Regions from separate parts of the Mus musculus genome. Here region 1 is linked to region 2. A link is a loop called in an ENCODE intact Hi-C map of the cell type or tissue named here. Cell type or tissue: left cerebral cortex. All regions are shown on one strand. Links, peaks and the distances in the headings refer to the core of each region. The heading gives the core; the rest is flanking DNA.

Region 1 (10,939 bases), core at 1,836-9,835, 470 kb before region 2:
AATGGATAATGTATCAGAAATATTAATCTTTTGCTACTCACATTTAATAACTTCAGGTATTTTATGTTCTATTTAAGATACTAGATATGACAATTTTTACATTAATAGCAAAGGGACAATCTCTAATAGAAAGTTACAAAGATAGCAGAGAGTCCATAAAACACAAGTGAAATCATGCCACTAGCAATCAGATAAATGCACAATGAATCATGATGCATGAGAAGGAAATGGACCAAGTGTGATGACATCAAAGGCAAGAGGAGTGGCCAGAAAGGAGGACCTACCATAAATAACCAATGGGGATACAAGGCATTTCATATGTTGTTGAGTGTTTAAAATGTATCATAATAAACTTTGAAACAAAGAAAACAAAGGAGATAAAAATGAAAGGAAGGGAAGGAGGGAGAGAGGCTGGCTGGCTGGCAGGTTGTTGCTATGCCAAAGTCTGTACTGAAAGGCCGAGGATAGCCAGGAGATGCTCATAATAACCTAAAGCTTTTATAGGCACAGCTGGCGATTCTGTTAGGTTTTACACCTCAGCTACCCCCATCAACATAAATGGCCTCATAGCATTATGTGTGCTTATGTAGACTGTATTCTGTCCCTCTATGTTCAACTGTGCCACAACACACAAGATCTGTCAATAACTCAACATTTTAGCTCATCTCTGCAGCCCATTTCAACTTTTCTTACCAATTTTTGCCTTCTCAGATGCCTTTGGGCTTAGGCCAAAGCCATTTGCATTTTTTTTACCTAAGAAAACCTCTCTCTCTCTCTCTCTCTCTCTCTCTCTCTCTCTCTCTCTCTCTCTCTCTCTCTCTTTCTTTATCTCTTTCCTGGAAAGAAATTAATATTGAAACTGAAGGCAAGCAGTAGTTTGAGAGGCAGTTCAATAACTCAGTTGAAAAATAACAGCTTGAACTAAGAGAGTGAAAGCAGTGAGACCAGAAGCAGTAGGGACTGTACTAAGGTGATGCTGTGGGTACCACGAGGCAGCAGTATCTTGGGTTTCTGGCTCAGTATCTAAACAGTGTAAGGCTGTGAAGAGTAGGTACTTAACACGGAGCAGTGTTCATGGCTGTGGACTTGGTTTGGACACAGGAAAGAAATGATACCTAGTTGAACTGTGAATTCCATCCTACAGGAACATAAGGTGTGTGTGTCTGTGTATGTGTGTGTGTGTAAGGTTCTATTGTGTCACAAAGGAATCATCAAGCAGGATTATGATAATGGACTAAGAAGAGAGAAAGAAGTAAGAATGAAGAACGATTGGACACCATGGCGGTCTTTAATGACTGGCCATGAAGAATAGAAGGGAGAATGCCATAAAGCTTGTGTGTGAGAGGGATGTAGGACTGTAGTCTGATAGGGTGATGTATGGATCTTAAAGCTATATTTGAATAGCAATGGAACAATAAATGAATTTATTGGGTATTAAGAGGGAAATTAGCTAATTAGCAGAGCCAGTGGGTGTTTGTTAGTTGTCGGTTGACTGAGTTTGTGATCATTGGTTTAAGGTGAGAGGAAGGCAACAAACTGATGAGCCCCCTCGCTTCAGCAGACCTTGTGGAAAGCACGAGTGGAGAAAGGTAGCATTAAAAATAAAAGTCCTCTTCCCTTTCCAAGAGACAGCATGGAAAGGTGAGCACAGCACACAAGGGAAGCCATGTCTCTCCCTGCCTCCCACACCAAACTGCACAGGAAATCAAGTCCTTGCTGAAGAGCAACACAATGACAGGAACTTCCTTCCACCAGGCAGAATCAGAGTTCAAACCCCCGCTCTGTTGAAACCTAATTTAGAAGCCATTCTCCTTCGGAGTGACTTCCCCCAGGGAAATCACAGGTTCCTGCCAAGACAGAAAATGCCTGCTCCTCCCTGCTCACCAGATATTTTTGAGTGGTCCCTCTCACTTTTTTAACAATTGTAATTTTATTTTTTTGATGTTTGAAATGTTTTCATCTGACATCTGGAACAAATGCAAAGAATTTCTAGAAAACCGGATTATTCCCCCCACCCCAAGAGTCACATGTGTAGTAACACATCTCCCTTGACAGTGTTTGATGCTTTCAGATGCTTCACAATTTTGCACTCTGTCTAGAGACACAGAACCCAGTGACACAGCAGGCCAGCATGGCACGTGGCTGGTGGCTCAAATATCAGCTTAGTGAGCACCTGGTTAGGCTGCCTCAAGTCTGGAAGCCCCAGAAAAGTGACCATGCTAATCCCTTTCTCATACCTCTGTGAGGCACAGAGGAACTATTCCAAGCTCATGGAGCAAGGCCTCACAGAGAACTCTTCCTAAGTGAATCTCACTAGAAGAATTACTTTAAATAATCCAGAAGCAATAGTGACATTATTGATCTTCTGGTACACATCTGTTATTGTTGATATGACTTTGTATGCTGGGAAGATGGAAATAATAAACCTTCCCAGGCTCCCTAAAGGTTCATAAAATAAAACCTCAAGACAAGCAGAGATCGTTTCTTCATAAACGGACACTGTTTCTTTCTGTGTTGCTAACAGATTTCCAACACCTTTGTCCTTTCAAATTTATCCCCTTATAATCCTCCAAATCAGAAGCCAGTATCAAGCCAGACCTAGAAGTGCAAGCCTATAATCCCAGCTATAAAAAGGGAGGCTGAGGAAAGAGGATTATAAACTCAAGAGCAGCATCAGTTAGGAATGAATTTGAGGCCAGCCTGGGCAACTTTAAGACCCTATCTCAAAAGGTAAGAAGATACCTAATGATGGAACTCAGGGAGAGAGCATTTGCCTAGTATGCCATTGAACCCTAATTTCTTTTTTATTTTTTTATTTTAGGTTTTCCTTTTTTTTTTTTTTTGATTTGTTGACCACTTTTATTATTTTTTTCTTTTATTGGATATTTTCTTTATTTACATTTCAAATGTTATTCCCTTTCCAGGTCTTCCCTCTACCCTATCCACCCTCCTCCTGCCTCTATAAGGGTGCTTTCCCATCCACCCACCCACTCCCACCTTCCCACCCTAGCACTCCCCTACACTGGGGCATCGAACCCCCTCAGCCCAAGGGCCTCTCATCTTACTGATGTCCAACAAGGCCATCTTCTGCCATATATGCGGCCAGAACCTTGGGTGGGTCCGTCCATGTGTACTGAAAGAGAAAAAACTGTAAGAATAAGCCAGCCAACCCCGCCCCCTCTGTCTCTCCCTTCCCTCCCCCCTCTACTCAACAGTAGACGATTTGGCCACGATTTGTCCAGCTGTGAAGAGGCGCCAGTCCTTGGTTTGTGGCCCCGGTCCGTCTTTAAACCTATCACCCCAACATCTGCTCCCACCCTTTGTCTCTGACCCAGATCCTCCTGCCTCTATATTATCTTCATTCTTGTGTCTATGCTGGGCTCACCTGGATAATTCAGTATTGTCTCCTCAACTCAAGTTTCCTCACCACAATTGCCAAATCCGTTTGAGTATATTCACTTCCTGGAGGTCAGGACACGCATTTCTGAGAAAGGAACCAACATAAATAAGAGGGATTCCCCCATGTAGCAGGTTGACAGTAAACAGCTTGAGATTTATTGCAGAACAAAATCTACTTGAGAAACAAAAAGGAAAGGTTGCAGTCTAAACAGCAAGGTGAGGGGGCTTCGCTGTCCATTGACAACTGATCTGGACATGAGCACAAGCGCAATTATCAGTTTTCCACAGGATGGTGGTACGGCAAAAATAAATAAATAAATAAATAAATTACAAAAAAATAATAGGATGGGGGAAATAAGTCTCCTGAAAATTAAAGGCATTGTGACTGTGTCGCTTAGGAGGGGAAACAGCATAGCTCTTAATAATTAGTTGCAAGGGTGTGAGAAGTGGGCCAGGGATAATTAGCAGGGGACGCTGATCATGTGCACATTCGCAGCGAGCTGACAAAAAGAGGAAGTGAGCCAAACTGCAGGGAGAAGCTGGGGCTTTTTAAAAGGGAAGTTCTTGACCATGAAGATCAGACTACCAAGAGAAGCTGTGTAATTTCCATCCTTAAAGAGCTTTAAAAATAGGATAAACAGCCATCTGCACAAGATGATTTATGCATTGACCTTCAGGAGGCGGGCCCGATCATCTCATGAAGTCCCTTCCAAGTGTGGGATTCTATGATTTAATCAGTATGTGATTTTTCTCAGCTCTACATTTTGCGAGATAACCAGCAGATGGGAGCCACAAATTCCCCAACATCATACCAAAATCATGGTTCCTCACACTGGTAGGGCCCAGGCAAGCTTGCCAAATTGGCATCCATTGAAAAAAAATCATTGAAGGACCCACCTCAAACATTTATTTATCTCCTTGTGGGTGTCTGGACCACCCATGTCCACAAAATAGAGATAATCTTTAGACCGATTGTGTGCATTCAGCTTTGACTTAAGTAAGAGTCACGTTGAAAAGGGGAGTCTCATTTTGAAACCTGAAACAACAGCTCTCATAAAACGGTGGTGGTGGTGGTGGTGGTGGGGGATTTACAAACTCCAGCTGAAGGAGAAACGAGGTCAATTAGACACAGCCCTTCCCAGGAAACGTTTTAGAGCAAACTTGAGCCTTACTTGTTTTCACTTAACAGACACGTCTCGTCAGTTCTTTGGGCATATATGTAGTGCTTACTATAGCCTAGGTTCAGTACAAAGCCACAGGGAGACAAATACCATCCATCCGTCAAAGAGCTTAGTCTCTTCCAAAGGAAGAGGCCATTTTTTTTTTTTTTTTTTTTTTTTTTGACGCAGAGTCAGCAAAGCAGTAACAGGATGCAGAATAATCGATGGGATGATGCCAAGAAAACGATCCAAGTCTGAGAGACCTAAGGGACTTGGACTTGTGTCTGAAGGTTAAAACGAAGCTGGGGAGGAAAGATAATAAAACGTTTTCTGGAGCACTCAGGATAGCCTGAAGAGTGGCTGGTAAACCCCACGAAGTGAAATTTGTATACAGCTAGTGCTTACGGTGTAGAGAGAAGGGTAAAAGGCCAGTTGGGGAGAAGGAAAGACCCAGAAGTGAGGGAAACCGAGAGGTCACGAGAGCTCTCACAGGTCATGCAAAAGAACTCAGACACAGCATAGAAGAAATATGGCTGCTGAGTGATAGAATACACTTCTGAACCAAAAGACAGAAAAGCATTTGCATACGATTCACCAAAATGAAGGGGTCACTAGGCAGGTGTTGAGACATCAAGGAGAACCCAATAAGGCTGAGCAGGGCAACAGCATCTAGTTAGGGTACTCTTCCTTCTCTTCTGATCACTGCTCCTTGGACTTCATCCCCCTGCCTCCCCTTGTTATTCAGACCCTTCAGGTGACCACCTGAAGCTTCTACATCTTAAGCTTCAGCCAATGACAAGCCAGGAATACACTGGTCCCATTATCTCACTGGCAGACCCCAAATTCCAGCGAAGGGGACTAACAATGGTCCACGGAGACTTTTTCGGGGAGAAGGCGTTCATTACAGCAGGGAACTATTGCTGCAGGCACCTTAGGGGCAGGGTGAACTTGTTCTCTGAACCGGAAGGGCTGCTTTGTAAGTTTTCTCCGTGTGAATGTAGGACCTTTGGTTTGTTTGATGGGGACGGATGCAGACAATCAGTGTGGCGATGGTCACAGATGTGTGTAGCTCCTACCTGGAGGCTGGGAGAAAAGATGGAGTCTCCAGTCGTTCCAGGAACTACTTGGCCACACTAGCAACAGCTGAGGGCAAGCGCCAAGCCTCCGGCACCTCAATCCAAAGAACAGGTTTCTCAAATTGTGTTCTTTATTCAGAACTTATAACGGCTGGCAGGTTCTGCTCCCATATATGAATTTTCAATCAGCGTGCTTTTATTCAAATTGTTCTTTTGTTTCATTGTGTTACTAAAAAAAAGTATGACAGGTTGGCATGCTTGTTTATGTAAATGTCTGGAACTGTAATTTCTTGTACGTTAAGTACAGATAATTACACAGCCTACCTTAATCTCTGAGGACCTAACAATCACCTTAACAGCACTAAAATTAGACTTCTCTTAAATTAGTGCTGAGGAAGTATGCATTAAATATTTTATTAATAAACAATTTACCTTTCTCGATTCTTCGAAGAATTTTAATTTTTGCGAATGGAAACGACATAGAACAGTATTGTGCAGTTATATGAAAGACCACTAGATGGCACCATACATCTTTTCTTCCAATTTTATCTCCCTAAACTAGCTGTTTTAGAAAAGGAATTTGTGTTCTTTCGGGAGGAAAAAAAAAAAAAAAAAAAAAAAAAAGGAAGAAAAGAAGATTAAAAAAAAAAAAAGAAAGAAAGAAAAGAAAAAGAAAAAAGCCATGGTAGTTTTTGCAACGCTTTTTGAACGTTTATTAGTGTTGCGGCATATTGGTGAGACTGTCTATACTTAAACACCAATTTCAGGCTTGCTCGGCTATTTCCCAGGAGGTATTTTCATTTCTCAGTCTTTATTATCAAACCATACTGTTTTATTTTTTCTTGTTTTACAGTACATTTTGATATTGTTGCAATCATTATTTCCCTTCAATGATATCGTTATTTCCATAATCTTCCTTATTTACAATTTTCCAAAACAAAATCCAACTGCATTTAATTATGTTACAAAGGAAGGAAAACACGAATTTTGTTTAAGTTCTCAATAAGTTATAACAATAGCAAAAATAATAAAGGAGCATGCAATCTGGGAGGAAGTTACATCTTTATTATATTTTTGTCAGTAGTAAAATAAACACTTTTGCATCTGTGATATACATTTTTGCAGGAGTGAATGTGTGTAAACTAAATTAATATTTTAGTAAGGTTGTATTCATTATTATAAAAGCTAATAATGTGGAATGACTGATCATGTACAATTGCAGAAGTATACATTTATTTGTGTAACTCAAAGAGAATATTTTACTCCATATATATAATAATGCCAATTGATTAGCAAAACAGAAAACAGTTATTAAAAGGGGTTAAAAACTACACTAGGCATAAAGTAACAACTTAAATATTAATCATGATAACTTTGTTTAAAACAGAAAGGAAATGTATATGCTAATTATCTTCTCGGGGAAATAAAATTCATGTTTTTAAGACTTTTCAGAATTCTCTACATTTTCTATAGTGATATATTGTGTTCATACTCAAGACTTCATGGAGATTGCAAAAAATGCTACTTTCTAAAAGAGACTCATTTATTGCTCAGATTGTCAGAATAATTGCTTACTAAATGAATGTTCTTCGTGATGCTCCAGACTAGGAAAGCTGCCGAGAGCAAGCGGAACTTTTTGAGGCCTTTCCTACACATGTTCCAGCCACTGCCCTGGGAAGAGAACCTGCTTGCAGGTCACAGTGTCAGGAGTCTCTGAAGGACTCTGTGTCTTACCCTTCAGCCTCTCCCTGGGAGAGCCTTCATCTTCCAGCAAGTGGCAAGTCAGAGGTTCTTAAAGTTTTTGAGGTCAGGGAACCTGTGCTCTCTTAAATACTGGCACCATATTTGTATGGGCAATATATGTTTATGCTTAGCATATTCTAAATGAAAACAAATTGATAACTGCTTGTTTACTTTAAGTTAGAATTCTCCCACTGTATAATTTTACGTGAAGAATACCTTTTATAAAACAGATAAAGTACAGAAAGACAATGGCCTGTGTATAGCACCTGGTGTCTCTGATTTCTTCTTGCCTGGGAAGAAGATGGATTTCTGCTTTTGCTTCTGCACCCAATCCCTGTGCTCATTCTACGCAGCTTCTGGACATCTCTATGACACCACAGGATAAGAAAGAGTAAATAGCAGCAAACGACGTCTTTGATGATGATTGATGATGATGATGATAATGATGACGACGACGACGATGAAAATACTGATCATCAGAAAGAAAAGCATTTCGGGAAACCCAGAGCTGCGTTCCCAGGTTTTCTTTTGAGATTAGTTTATGAAACTGGATTGTGGTCACTGAATTATAATCAGTACAAAGCCTTCCTTCCTCTGCTTCTTTTCTAATATATTTTGCTAAAACTGAAACATAATTTGGGGAGTACAGAGTGACTCTTCACATCCCATTCTCTGCCATCAATCTCGGGGACATGTTAGCTGGACATGTTAGAGGGGACTGAGATTGTTGACCTCATCCACGCCTCCATCCTGTCGCTGCCACGGTCTACTTGGTTTCTCCCTGTTACCGTTAAAGATGATTATGCTTCATGCTTTCTCATCCTCCTGTTCCCTAGCTTCTTGATGAGCCTGTGTCCCTGCAGCTGATGCCTTGCAATGCTTTCCGTTCCAAATCTTGAAAGAGGCAACTATAGATTTATAGATTGAGGATACAACACACACACACACACACACACACACACACACACACACCCTTGACCACTCATTTCCATGAATACATTCTTTGATTCTGACCCTAACTGCGATGCTCCGTGATCTCTGTGTTGTTTACTTTTCTGACGACATATGAATATTATTTCTTTAGCTCAATCCCTACATATCTACACTCACAATCTCTCTGTCCATCAGTCATCATCGATTAATGGAACCTCTAGGTTTCTCATTAGTTTCCCCTGCAGCCTCACCCCTCCTTCTATCCAGCTTTTATATTCAGCATCCTTGCTTTCTTTGAACTGTACACCTGATTGGTTTGAACACAGCATTCCGCTTACTCTGCACCTGCGCTGATAGAGATGAACATATCTAGAGGAAATCACTGATGATATCGACTCAGATGCAAGGCTGTGAATATGAAAAGGGGGACCAACACTGCCTAGCAATTGCATCAGATGTCCCTAGTTGTTAACTATTCCACTGTCATATGTGACTATTTCTTGCCTTCTTTTTTTTTAAATTCCAATACCTCATTCATAATGGATAGTTCTGCCTCCTCTGGGTAATTAACTGAAGTAATTACCCACCCACTTACTTGTGTGTGCAAGTGTTTCACTTCCCGTGAGTACTGTTGTTGAGCGGTCTATGTTCCCCGAGACCAGCCTCCATGGTGAGTCCCAGCCTATGTGTTCTGACCTACTTAAGCCATAACTGCAGACATGTTGCTTCCTTACCTCTACTCTTTCAGCCACAATCACTTGGCTTTATTTCTCTGATTTAGCAAATGAGCTGTCTTTACCTGTTTGACTTTAAGTAAGCTTTTGCGGCTGGCTCTAGTTTGAACCCGAGCTAATCAACACGTCTGTCCCCGTTTCGTCAGCAACTTCCAGATTGCCAAATCCAACGATCAATACTTAGGGCTTACCTTCCTTGAGATGTTGGCAGCATTTTCCAGAGTTGTTCTCTCTATCCTTAAAAAACCAGACTTCGCTTGGCTGCCAGAACAGAACACTTTGCTGTCCCGATTATCCTCTGTGACAGCTCCAAGAGAAGAGAGAGAGGCGTTGGCTGAACTGGGATTTTACAGGTTTCCGTAGTCACTAGGAAGTTAGGCCAGAGAGAAAAACGCTCCACAGAGAAGACCTGTGCTTGAAAGGAAATAGCTGGCCTTTGTGTGACCTAATAGGAAGACACTGTCCCTAGAAAATAATCCAGGGAGAAGATGGCTTTTACTCTCTCTGGCTCTGAAGATCAGAGACATAGGCAAGGGTTAAGGAAGGCAGAGACAATAATTAAGAATAAAGGCACAAGTAAGATTATTATTATACTAACACCACACATATATCTATTGTATGTGTTATAATTTTTAATTAGGTGCTGTCACATTTATTCACTTATTTGTTTACAGTATCCTGGTTTTTATCCCAATCGTGTGAATGAAGAAACTGAGATTCACCAAGTTAACACAGTTGCTTACGGCTATGTAGCTTTTTTTTTTTTTTAAACAGAGTCGAGGCTAGAACCCAGACCCAAGAGAACCATGAAGGATAACAGCGGCAGACAAGTCTCCAAACAGAAATCCATGGCAACAGAATGAGAAGCACCACATGATTTGGTTCAAAAAATCAAGAGCTTAGAGCTTGGGACTGAGTTTCAGACACAAGCAAGCAGAGGGCTGGCCGGTAAGTCAGGCTCAAGGGGCACAGTGCGTGTATGGCGAAACTCAAGAAGCAAACGAGGTAAATTGAGCACACGTGGAAGGAGACCATACATTATGGAAAATGCTTCTCTGTCCTTTTACTTCTGGAGCTAAAAGTACTCCACACTCCCTGGATTAGATGTTAAGGCAGTCAACCCCATCTGTGTGGGAGTTACTTGACTGAGGTACAGTGGCGGCGAGAGAAGCTGGGGTTTCTGTCAATCAACCCACAGATTAACTGAAGCTCCAGTCTCTGTGGGAGATTTGGCATTCCCTCCTAGAGTTGCTCGTCCCATGTAGGAAAGAGGCAAATGCTGAACTTAGCGTGATGGGCATGGGTGGATGAGTGGGAGATGAGATGGGATTCCATCTGAAGGATTTAAAATAGTTCCTGGAAGTGCAGAATTCCTTAGAAGCCGAATAAAAGACTCCACATTTTGGGTTTTGTCCCCACTTGCTGTTTGTGATTCCTTGTTGGGTCTCAAATGCTTTAAGGTTCAGGAATGACAGGTGTTGAACAAGTATGCCCAGGGACAAAGGTGTATGCACTACTGTTCCCTGTCTGCATACCCTCAGTGGGGTTGGCACTTCGTTGTTGGTGACTAAGCATTTGAGCACATCCCCGGTCTTTACTTGAGTGTCTGAGACTATAGCATCCTCCAGTCCCTTCGGTAAGGAGACTTAAATGCTTGCACAGTTAGAAACCAGAACAACTCTTTCTCCAGACTTCTCCTGCCCTTTGACGATTCTCTCACTGTGGTCACTCACTCTCTCTATCCTGTGACTTCCTCTGCCCTGACTTCCAGAAGCTACCTTGAAGCTTATTGGTCAGTTTCTGAGTTAAAGCCAAATGTAGGAGTATCTAGGATTACCTTTAGTATTCTGGGCCTGGCAAGTGTTTAGATATGAGTCTGTCCTTCGGGGAGCTT
Region 2 (10,939 bases), core at 1,612-9,611:
CACATCAGAGAGTTAAAATACATCTATATTAATATGTCAATATAAATATATATTAATATAGAGATATAGAGATATATGGATAAATATGTGAGTACAGATTAATAAAACAGTATAACAACAATACATGCAATTCATCAAACAAAAAATAGACTTTTTAAAAACAGTAACAGGAAAGATTTTGTTGACTTCTTCAATATCTGTTCCCTTAGCAGGAGTTAACCATTTTGAGCAATAAAGATAAACACAGTTCAAAGGAAAATAAAAAAATAGGTTTTTGAGAAAATTAGCAAAGATTCAGCAAGGCCCAGCCAAACTAACCAAAATAATAATAAAAAGTTTTAAATTAATAAAACCAGAGATGAAAAGGGAGATGTTACTACACACCCCAATAAAATCCAGAAGGCATCAGAGAATATGTTGAATATATAAATAACAAAAAGTTCCAGATCTAGAAAAATTGGATACATTTCTAAATACATATGACTGACTGAAATTAAAGACAAAATATACAAGCAATTTAAAAGATCCATAAAAAAAAATCAAGATTGCAACAGTAATTTAACATCTTAACAAAATGAAAAGCCCCAAACCAAATGGTTTTATTAGAGAATTCCATCAAGCTTTCAAAGGTGACCTTCGCAAACTGTAGAGCAAAAAAGGAAGGGAGGAAACTGTTTTTAAAAAAGAAAAGAAAGGAAGAATGTAAAGAAGAAACAATGACGGAACGGAAAAGAAAAGAGGAGAAAAACTAACCGCAATCTACCTGGCAAACATTGATACAAAAATTCTTAAAGAAATACTTGCAAGTCATATTCAAGTGTGGTTGTAAAGTTGGTCCTATATACATGAAACATAAATATAACATACTATATTGATAAAATTAAAACAGAAGTCACATAATCAACTCAATATATGCGTTAAGCTCAATGTCCCTTCCTGGTAAAAGCTCCGAAGAGTCTTAGAACAGATGGAACAAACCTCAATATGATATATAGATATAGATTCATATACGTATACACATACAAATGTGTTATATAGCTAATGTACATTATCCATTAAGTACAAGTTAGTTATGCTACAATTCACAGACCCAAAGAAACTAAGTAAAAAGGAGGACCCAAGGGAAAAAGGGGAAATGAAATGGATGTGAGTAGTGGGAGAGGGGATGAGGAAGAGAACAAGGATGGGGTGGGGGGGAAGAGAACAGAAATTGTGTGTGTGTGTGGAGGATATCTCTAGGACTAGACAGAGACCTGGGAAGGGGGAGGCTCCCAAAGTCTATGGGGGCGACCCTAGCTGAGACCCCTAGCAGCAGGGGATATGGAGATTAAAGTGGCCACCTCCTGTAGCCAGATGGGATTTCCAGTGGAGGGAGAGGGACATCAACCCACCCACAAAACGTTTAACCCACAATTTTTCCTACCTATAAGATGTACATGGATAAAGACAGAGCAGAGATTGAGGAAGTGGCCAACAATAATTGCCCCAACTTGAGACCCATCCCATAGAAGAGCCAACCCCTGACACTGTTAATGATACTCTGTTATACTTGCAGACAGGAGCCTAGCATAACTGTTTCCAGAGAGCCTTCATCCAGCAGCTGATGGAGACAGATGCAGAGACCCACAGTCAAACATTAGGTGGAGCTCAGGGACTCATGTGGGAGACTTGGAGATAAGATTGAGCAACTCTCAGGGGTAAAGGACACCACAAGAAAACTTACAGTGAATTAACCTGGCCCCATGAGGACTCACAGAGACTGAACCACCAAGCAAAGAGAATGCAGAGGTTAGACCTAGGAAACCCTACACATTTGTAGCAGATGTACAGTTTGGACTTCAGGTGGGTCCCCTAACAACTGGAGTGGGGGCTGTCTCTAACTCTGTTGCATGCCATTGAATCCTCTTCCCCTACCTGGACTGCCTAGTTGGGCCTCTGAAAGAGAGGATACTTAGTCCTGCTGCAACTTGATTTCCCAGGGAGGTTGGAACATAAGGGGGCTTTCCCTTCTCTGAGGAGAAGGGAAGGATTAATGGGGGGAAGGGATTTGTGAGGGTGGAACTTGGAGAAATGGAAAAAGAGGGCTTCCACTGGTATGTATGTAAAGTGAATAAATAAATTAGTAGGAAAAATATGCAAGGCACATAATCAACATAAAAAAATAAGTAACTTTTATATACACTAACAGTAAATTGTTTTAAAAAGGCAGGTATAGGGGGCTGGAGAGATGGCTCAGTGGTTAAGAGCACCGACTGCTCTTCCAAAGGTTTTGAGTTCAATTCCCAGCAAACACATGGTGGCACACAACCATCTGTAATGAGATCCGAGGCCCTCTTCTGGTGTGTCTGAAGACAGCTACAGTGTACTCACACAAATAAAATGAATCTTTTTAAAAATAAATGCCATACAGTTGATTTTTTTTTAAAAAAAAATGCAGGTATAAGCCTAGCAAGGGGCTGAAATACCTCTACATGAAAAACTTAAAGACATTGAATATAAAGATTGAAGAAGACATTAAATGATAGAAAAACCTACACTACTGTATTGTCAGAATTACTATTGTGAAAATGGCTTTACCCCAAAAGTAGTCTACAGACTAAATGGAGTATCAATTATATTCCAATGACATTTGATCTATTAAAGGATATCCTAAAATTCATATGGAAACACAAATGATCATGGGTAGACAAAGCAATCCAAAGCAGAAAGAACATAGGTAGAGGTATTGCATTATCTGATCTCAAACTATGCTACAAATTATAGTGACAAAGACAATGTAATACTGACACAAAAATAAGACACACAGGGCAGTCGAACATAATAGAGATAAACCAGCACAGCTACAAACACCTAACTTTTATAAAGGGTATTAAAAGATATATATTGGGCAAAAGACAACCTGGAAAATGGGATATATACTTGCCAAAGAATGAAATTAGTTTCACATCTCTCAGTTTTTACACACAAAAACATCAATTCAAACAGAATTAAATACCTTAATTTAAAACATGAAATACTGAAATGACTAAAGGAACACAAGTGGCATGCACTCTAGGATATATGTCATAAAAATAGTCAATAATTAGAACTTAGTGACATAAGAACTAACTCAAAGAATTTACAAATGGAGTCACTACCTGAAATACAAATGGCCAAAGCATAATTTTTAAGTATCCAACATTTTTGCTCATCCAGGAAATGAAAATTAAAGCTACTTTGACGTTCCTTCTCATCCCAGTCAGAATCAAGAAAGGCAATTACAACAAATATGGGCAAAGATGTTGAAGAGAAGGAATCACTAATTGTTACTGGTGGAAAAGTAAAATTTACAGTCACTATGGAGATCAGTGTGGAGGCTCAATACTAAAAGGAGACCCCGCTGTACCACTCCTGGATAGACACCCAAATGACTCTACAGCCTAGAGATACTTGCACATCCATAGTCACTGCTTCTCTTTGGACAATGGCTAGGACATGGAATCAGCTACACGTCCATCATAAATGAATGGATAATGAAAATGTGGGTAATGAACCCAAGGGCATAAATATAAAGAAAAATTGAGAAAATTTCAAAATAATGTATAGAATTAGAAACTACTATATTCAGATGAAAATAGACAAATACCTTGTGTATCTTTTCATATGCTAATTCTGGTTTCTAAATGTTAAAGTTGTATTTTTTAGGTGTTGGTGAAAGTATAACAACGTAAAAACAGAATTCTAGGCCTTTAGGCCCAGGCTTGGGAATGTGGCCTTTGTAAAGGTATGCTAATCATAAAAGAGATAGCGACATTCCTCTACCCACCCGCTTCCTGGGTTCAAAGAGTGCTCATTCAAAGAAAGTCACCCTGGCCATTACCAGAACCTGCAATGCAAATGTGCTATTGTTAGGGGCTCTTAGAAGCTGTCTTGAGAGTTAACAATTACCAGGTATTCCTTGTGACTCTTGTAACTTTACACTTCCTTGTGACTCTTAACTGGTATCTTTGGTATCTTCCAACAAAGCCCTCCCCACTTCCTTGAGTTTCGGTTTCTTCCTTTAAATACCCCCTTACCCAGCTACTCGGGGCGCCACAGTCCTCTACCCCTGCGTGGTGTATGACCGTGGGCCCGAGAGCGCTCTTGAATAAAAATCCTCTTGCAATTTGCAACAAGACCGTTTTCTCGTTGGTGATTTTGGGGTGTCGCCTCTCCTGAGTCAGAACGTGGGAGAGTCCTCACGTTGTGGGTCTTTCATTGGCAGAGAACAAAAAAACTAGAAAGAGGCCTATGAGATGGGAAATAAGCTTTGAGTGTGTACACTAGGAAAGGTAATAAAACACATAATGTAGAAATGATAGAGGACCACTGTGGGCAGATGTGTGCATGGGGAGGGTGAGAGGAAGGACAAAGGAGCAGGGAGTAGGAGTGGAAGGAATAATCTAAAGGGCACAGGAAAGCCTGCTATTTTGTACTTTTTTTTACATGTGTGTATACTTATATATGTGTGTGCATACGTGTATATATGCATGTGTGTGTGTGTGTGTGTGTGTGTGTCAGAGCAAGCAGATGCATATGTAGAGGACAGTCTTAGGGTCCAGTAATCAGACTTGATGACGAACACCTCTAACTGTTCTTTCCAGAATGTGTGCTTTTTCTTTTTCTTACTTTTTTTTTTTTTGTTTATTTGTTCAAGTTCAGAGAACTAGCAAAACTTAAGAATCTTTTTTTCTTCTAAAATAACCAAATTCCAATAACCAATTTCTAATTTTATTTTAATTCCATTAAAAACTACCAAATTCAGAAAAATGTACAAGCACACAGAATTTGTCTCTTAGGTTTGATTTTAGAAGTGATATTTACTGTGTAACGACAAATCTAGGCATAGAAGCATTTGTAATTCCACATACTTCAAGGTTCACTCTAGCTGTAGATCTCTTCTAAGAATGTATTCTCCCTCCTCACAAATAGGAAGAGAATAGGAAATCCTCAGAGGCAAGTGTGAAGAGGCTCTCTTTGATGTTTCAGAGCAGTTTGCCTTTTGCCCCTCTAACAAATTGCAGACACAAGTTAAGTTCCAGTTCCTCAAAACGCTGCTTATAAAACTAACGTTTGTATCTTCTTTATTTATGCTCAAAATACTTTTAAGAAATTCCATTTGTACTTTCCAAAGTCATTTTACCTATCAATAGACCCCTGAATCTTAAATTTTGGATTAATATTTCATCTGTGACCTAGGCTTTAGTGCCACTCAGTGTTCACATCCTAGAACTACAACAAGTCAAAACACCAAAACCTATCATAATTCAGACATGTACTGCAGCCTCAGAATATTTATTTTCTTACAATATAATGCCATTAGTTCAAGTTCTCTGATCCCTGCCTGGTTTGCACTTCACGATGCACCTAACAGAGATAGAAAGCTCATCATGCACTAAGCATCTATTGGAGCTTCACTCGGGAGAAATGCGTGCCAGCAATCTTTTTTTGTTCTTTCAGATTGAATCATCTAGAACTGTGCCATGCTTCCAAATATAAACTGACTGACTGAAATCAGAGGAGACAGAGATTATTTTCTCAAAAGGAAAAATTCCAACCACTCAAAAAGATCATAACTAAAAGGTCCAATGTTTACAGAAATCAAAATGTAACAATAGAAGTTAGTAAACAAATAATAAAATTAAATGAATTATGAACAGTTTAGTTATATAATGTTACACATTTTCACAAAAAGTCCTGTGCCAGTAGAATAGCAAAATTTTCATTTGTGTAGGGAAAAGAAAAGATGAACCCTAGAAACTGTTTTATAACAGAATGAATGTGGGAAGGGGTAAAATATACAGCACAAACAATCACAAACCGAAGATAAATAGAAGTATGAAAAAAATTAAAGAAAGAAAGACATATGACTTGCTTAACAAATGAGACCAGAAAATTTTCACATAGAAATTATAAATGACATATCATTCAAGCTGGCCTAACAATAACATACTAACCACTGGTCATTTTAAAAACAAGATAATTACCCACTGTGTACCATTCATCAAGAATGAAAAGAGGATGAAAAGTGTGACACTTTTCTTTTGCAAATACCTAATGATGCTTTAAAAAACTTAATATAACAAAAGGTAACTTGAAGAAACCTTATACTTCCTTTGCTGTCAAAATTTAGAAAAGTAAAACCAAAATCTTAATACTCTTACTATCTAGAGAGCATCATTGTCAGTACTTGGTATAAGTCTTTCAACCTATAGGATTATTTATATGTATGGTTTACAGGTTTAAAACATTGTCTCAGGAGCCAGACAATCCAAGTGTTTATCTCATAATTCACTAGTGAGTAAAGACAGCTCTACATCTCAATCTCTTTATCTCAACAATAAGCATAATTCCAGCTCTCAGAGCTACAGACAGCGCTGCGCTTTTGGACTGTGAGTAGTTTTCATGGTTTGGTCCCTTGGTTCACTGGAGGCGTTACACCATTCTTCCCAATGGTCAATTATTTTGTTTATATTGAACTTTGTCAAACGGAAGATTTAAATTTTTTATGGTAAATCTATCACTTTTTTTTATTCGTGATTTTTGCCTTTGGTATTATGCTTAGAAAGGCAACAGACTTAAAGATGTAAAGATAGTATAACTTTGTGAGGAAAGAAAAATTTATTTGGCATGCATAATGTGAATAAAATAAAAACCCAGCAGCCCTCTTCTCATGCACGTCTACAAAGCATGCAACATTTTAAAATCACTTCAACCTAAATAAATAAATAAATAAATAGCATACCACCTGAAAAACTTCCAATGATCACAGGTTATCCTGTCATCTAGTCTGAATCTGCCATCTGTAACTTAAATAAAAACATATATATATATATATATATATATATATATATATATATTCACAATAATAGTCAATACATAGTAACTGAAAAGTATTTCCCTTTTAACGAAGTTCTCCATCTGACTGTGAAATGTTTATAACGAATTACTCTACAAATCCAGGAACTCACCTGAATCATGCATTGCTACATCCGCTCCAAGTAGTGACTTGCGTGACAGACCTAGACACTTGGAAGCAGTCCTGAGGCAAAGAATCTCCCTGAAACTTAGCCTCCTGGAACCATGGCATTCCCATAGCATGTACGCTCCAAACCTGTACCTGAGTTAGTCTGGTGTATGGATCTGTGTGCTCTCTTTCAGTATTGTTTTATTATAAGTGCCTTTAAGGATTGATTTTGGCATATAGCTAAGCCTCCACCGGTGTTCCAATGTTCTAGAAAGTCCTTGAGCCGACCCTGAGTTTGGAATTCAGTAAGAATGTTACCTACTCAGTAACATTCAAATTTACCTCTAGTAGAGACAGTGAAAATAATCAGGCATTATAATTTACTTGAATAAGAGCTAGAAAGCTCAGGGCTAGTCTACATAGTAATTACTTAGAACAATAGTCGAGTCACACCCATACACAGGAATACACAATGGCCTAGGAAATAGGTGGGTTGTGGTTTTAGAAAGAATTATAATATTATTCATGAAAGGGTTAGTAGAACAGAATTCCCCTGGTGCTCGTTTTTTTTTCACTAGGCCCAGAGGAATAACATTATCAGGTACTTGCTAAAGGACCCCTGGTGGTGGGTTTAACAATAGATTAGCATTGCATTAGAGCATTCACCTGGCTCCTGTGTTTAGCTGGTCTTAATTAAGGGTTGTTCCTATCTCAGTTGTAAACACCGCCTGGCTCCCCCAGCCTTTATGTATGCATTTTCTTTGTTTTGTGTCTTGTACCTTGGTGGATGTATTTGCCTAGCTTTCTTGTTTTTCCTCTGTATTAAAAGTCTGGTGTTTGCTTGGAAAAAATACATTCAGATACATACTCTCTCTGTGTCGTTGTCTGTTTGTCATCTCAGCCAACTCCTTGCTTGCCTGTAACCAGAACCAAGACGAGTTTTCCTGCGGATCGAGGACCCAACTGAGGTCCATCTGCAGCAATGCATATCTGAGTGAATTAGGTTTTGTGGATACAAGTCCTTTTAGCCTCTCACTGTCAGAATCACATGAAGACTTTCAAAGTTTAAACAAATCACTAATGTTATTACTGTTCTAACCATTTGAATTGATATATTTTCATCTAGCAGAGAACAGTATACTCAAGCTTGACTAGCAAAATATAACCTGGTTCTTGTTTGTGAGTCATACAATATCATTCATTCATTATTATAGTTTATCAGAATTAGTGCCTAACCAATTAATACTTATGAATTAAAAATATAAGTAGAAATCCAGCTGCCATTTTCCAACATTTTTTTTTCAAATTTAGATTAATACTAACTCAGGATTAATTGGATAACTAATATAATATTTTTAGAAGGGGGGAATTGTGGTTGGTAAATCTTCTACCAGGCATGTATAGAGCAGAATTCATATCTTCTTCACTCACAGGAAAAGTGTGAAATTCAGGTGTCTATGATCCCACTGCTGGGGGTGGAGTGAAGAAAGGTGGACCTTTTTAACTTAATAGTCAGCAAGCCATGCCAATCAGTAGACTTCAGACCCTGTCTCATAGTAAGGTGGAAAGAAATGGAGGAAGATACCCAACACTGACCCCAAGCTTCCAAACATACATAACAAACACATAGACATGCACATGTACCACATAAACATACAAAAATTCATCTCAGTGTTAGTTTTCATAATTTTTATAATTCAAGAAGGAGTTCAAACAAAAAGTTGCTACTAATCATATAGGGGTCCTTTCCAAATAAGCCACATTGGAAACAGAAGGGAAAAGATATTATAATTTTTATTTTATTTTTTGAGATTAAAATATAATTACAATATTAATATAATTATAGTGTCAATTGTATGAGTGTTTTTAAGGCTGATTATTTGGCACTTGACAAGAGATTGGTGTGCCATTCCCTGATGAAGACCAACCATCTCTCTGACTCTCAGCTCTCCTATGTTGTCTATAGTGCCTCCTATAGGATTAAGGCCTCATGGGCTTTTCCCAAACATGTTGGTAAATCCACTGGTGCCAGGTCATGTTTCCCCAATCATTTTCATGGTAAGATTTTAATGGGTGTAGCTTTGATATTATTAAGAGACACAATCACACAGATAATACAATACTTATTATTACTTACTATAGCACAAATTTCATGATCCTCTGGCTCTTAAAATCTTCTTATCCTCTCTTCCATAAATGATCCCTAGGCCATAGGTGTGAGTGCTCTGTAGATGTGTCCATGGGGACTGGGCTCCACAATGCATTTTTTAATGGATGTAGTTTTCTGTAGTGGTGTCCATCTGTTGCAAAGAGAAATTTTCTTGATGAGAGGTAAAATTATGTTTAAAATCACACCATGCCTAATATGCATATATTGGAGATAATAAAAAGTGTTTCTGGTTTTCTCAAGGTCACAAACAAGTAAGCAGTAGCATATCAATGATAAATGTTTTTTCTTAGTCTGCTGCTCCATCTACCACAGTATATAATTTCTGCCATAAACATCTTAAAATATGTAGAAAGTCATAAGAATTGCTAATACTACTTTTCAGCACTGTCATATTTTGTCCACTGAGCCAAACATACCAGATGTCTTTAAATAAAAGATTTAGACAGCATAAAAATAAAGTGTTATTGTATATGAGCTTCTTAAAAATATAGCAATACATTAGAAATATCATAAGGTATTATGGGAAAAGGGAATGTTTAAAATATGAATGAGATATACTCAGAAACACAGAAGGTGGCCATAGATGCAGATAATGAGGTAGGAAAGCATGAAAAAGTATTGAACCATTTTGCATAATAAAATATATTTATCTAACATAATGAGCTAAAATCATACATTTCCATTTGTCAAGGTAAATGTGAACTGTTTTGTTTCCTACAATTAATATGCCTTCATAAGTGTATAACTCTATTATATTATTTAAAAAATAATAATACAATGCTATTGATTAGTCACCTAGAGTGGTTAAGAGGGTAACAGTGGTAAGGTGATGGATACACTAGCCAGTTGCTTCCATGTCTAAATATCAATACTAACAATTAGTGAGAATAGAATTTATGAAAACAGATCTGAAACAATAGTTTCTGAGACAACTGTGTGTCTGTTCTATCTATAGATTTCTATCAAGTAACTCTACATATTTAAGCAAGCAATATTCTCCTGTTTACGTTTTCTGTTATATTTATTTATCTATGTATCTATATACCTATGTATCTACATTCCTATTGTCTTAGTCAGGGTTTCTATTCCTGCACAAACATCATGACCAAGAAGCAAGTTGAGGAGGAAAGGGTTTATTCAGCTTACAATTCCATACTGCTGTTTATCACTAAGGAAGTCAGGACTGGAACTCAAACAGGTCAGGAAGCAGGAGCTGATGCAGAGGCCATGGAGGGATGTTCTTTACTGGCTAGCTTCCCCTGGCTTGCTCAGCCTGCTCTCTTATAGAACCAAGACTACCAGCCCAGACATGGTCCCACCCACAAGGGGCCCTCGATCACTAATTGAGAAAATGCCTTACAGTTAGTTGTATCTCATGGAGGCATTTCCTCAACTGAAGCTCTTTCTCTGTAAATAACTCCAGCTGTGTCAAATTGACACAAAACTAGCCAGTACACCTATGTATGTATGTATTATGTATGTATGTATGTATGTATGTATGTATGTATGTATGTATCTATCTATCTGTCTATCTGAGAGAGGAGGCATGCTTACATATATCAGTGTGCCTGTGGAGATCAAAAGATAACCCAAAGAAATACATTCTCTTCTAACACATATGTCCAAGGGATTGAATTCAAATGATGAGGTTTGATCGCAAATGTGAACTACTGAACCATGTCAACAGCCCCTGCCTTCCCCAGTCTTACCACAGATGATCATATAATAAAAGATAGAAAAGACAGATGAAGGCAAAGTAGACTTACACACAGCACACAGGAACA

The links. Hi-C counts contacts between places; a loop is a spot of excess contacts. Peaks named below come from ENCODE experiments on the same cell type or tissue, not always from the same donor. Only the 100,000 strongest peaks of a DNase experiment are listed, where the experiment ranks them.
Region 1: it touches region 2 in a loop (9-fold over the local background); 29 of 42 quality-filtered maps call a loop at or near these places.

Annotation. Positions count from the first base shown.
Region 1 is chr2:62,453,550-62,464,488 of GRCm38, reverse strand. It overlaps Gm13561 (a long non-coding RNA gene), which reads right to left and starts at 9,372. Exons shown (of 4, transcript XR_001783319.2): 1 at 9,237-9,372; 2 at 3,386-3,484; 3 at 3,066-3,133. In left cerebral cortex, for the core only: a CTCF peak has its summit at 6,143 (motif pointing right); DNase peaks (open chromatin) are centred at 6,142, 7,345, 8,137, 9,297 and 2 more places; H3K4me3 peaks cover 593 bases; H3K27ac peaks cover 5,065 bases.
Region 2 is chr2:61,981,627-61,992,565 of GRCm38, reverse strand. No RefSeq gene overlaps it. Among named protein-coding and RNA genes, the nearest start is that of Slc4a10, 59 kb to the left of the region's middle. In left cerebral cortex, for the core only: CTCF peaks have their summits at 2,345 (motif pointing left) and 5,245; a DNase peak (open chromatin) is centred at 5,422; H3K4me3 peaks cover 197 bases; H3K27ac peaks cover 1,558 bases.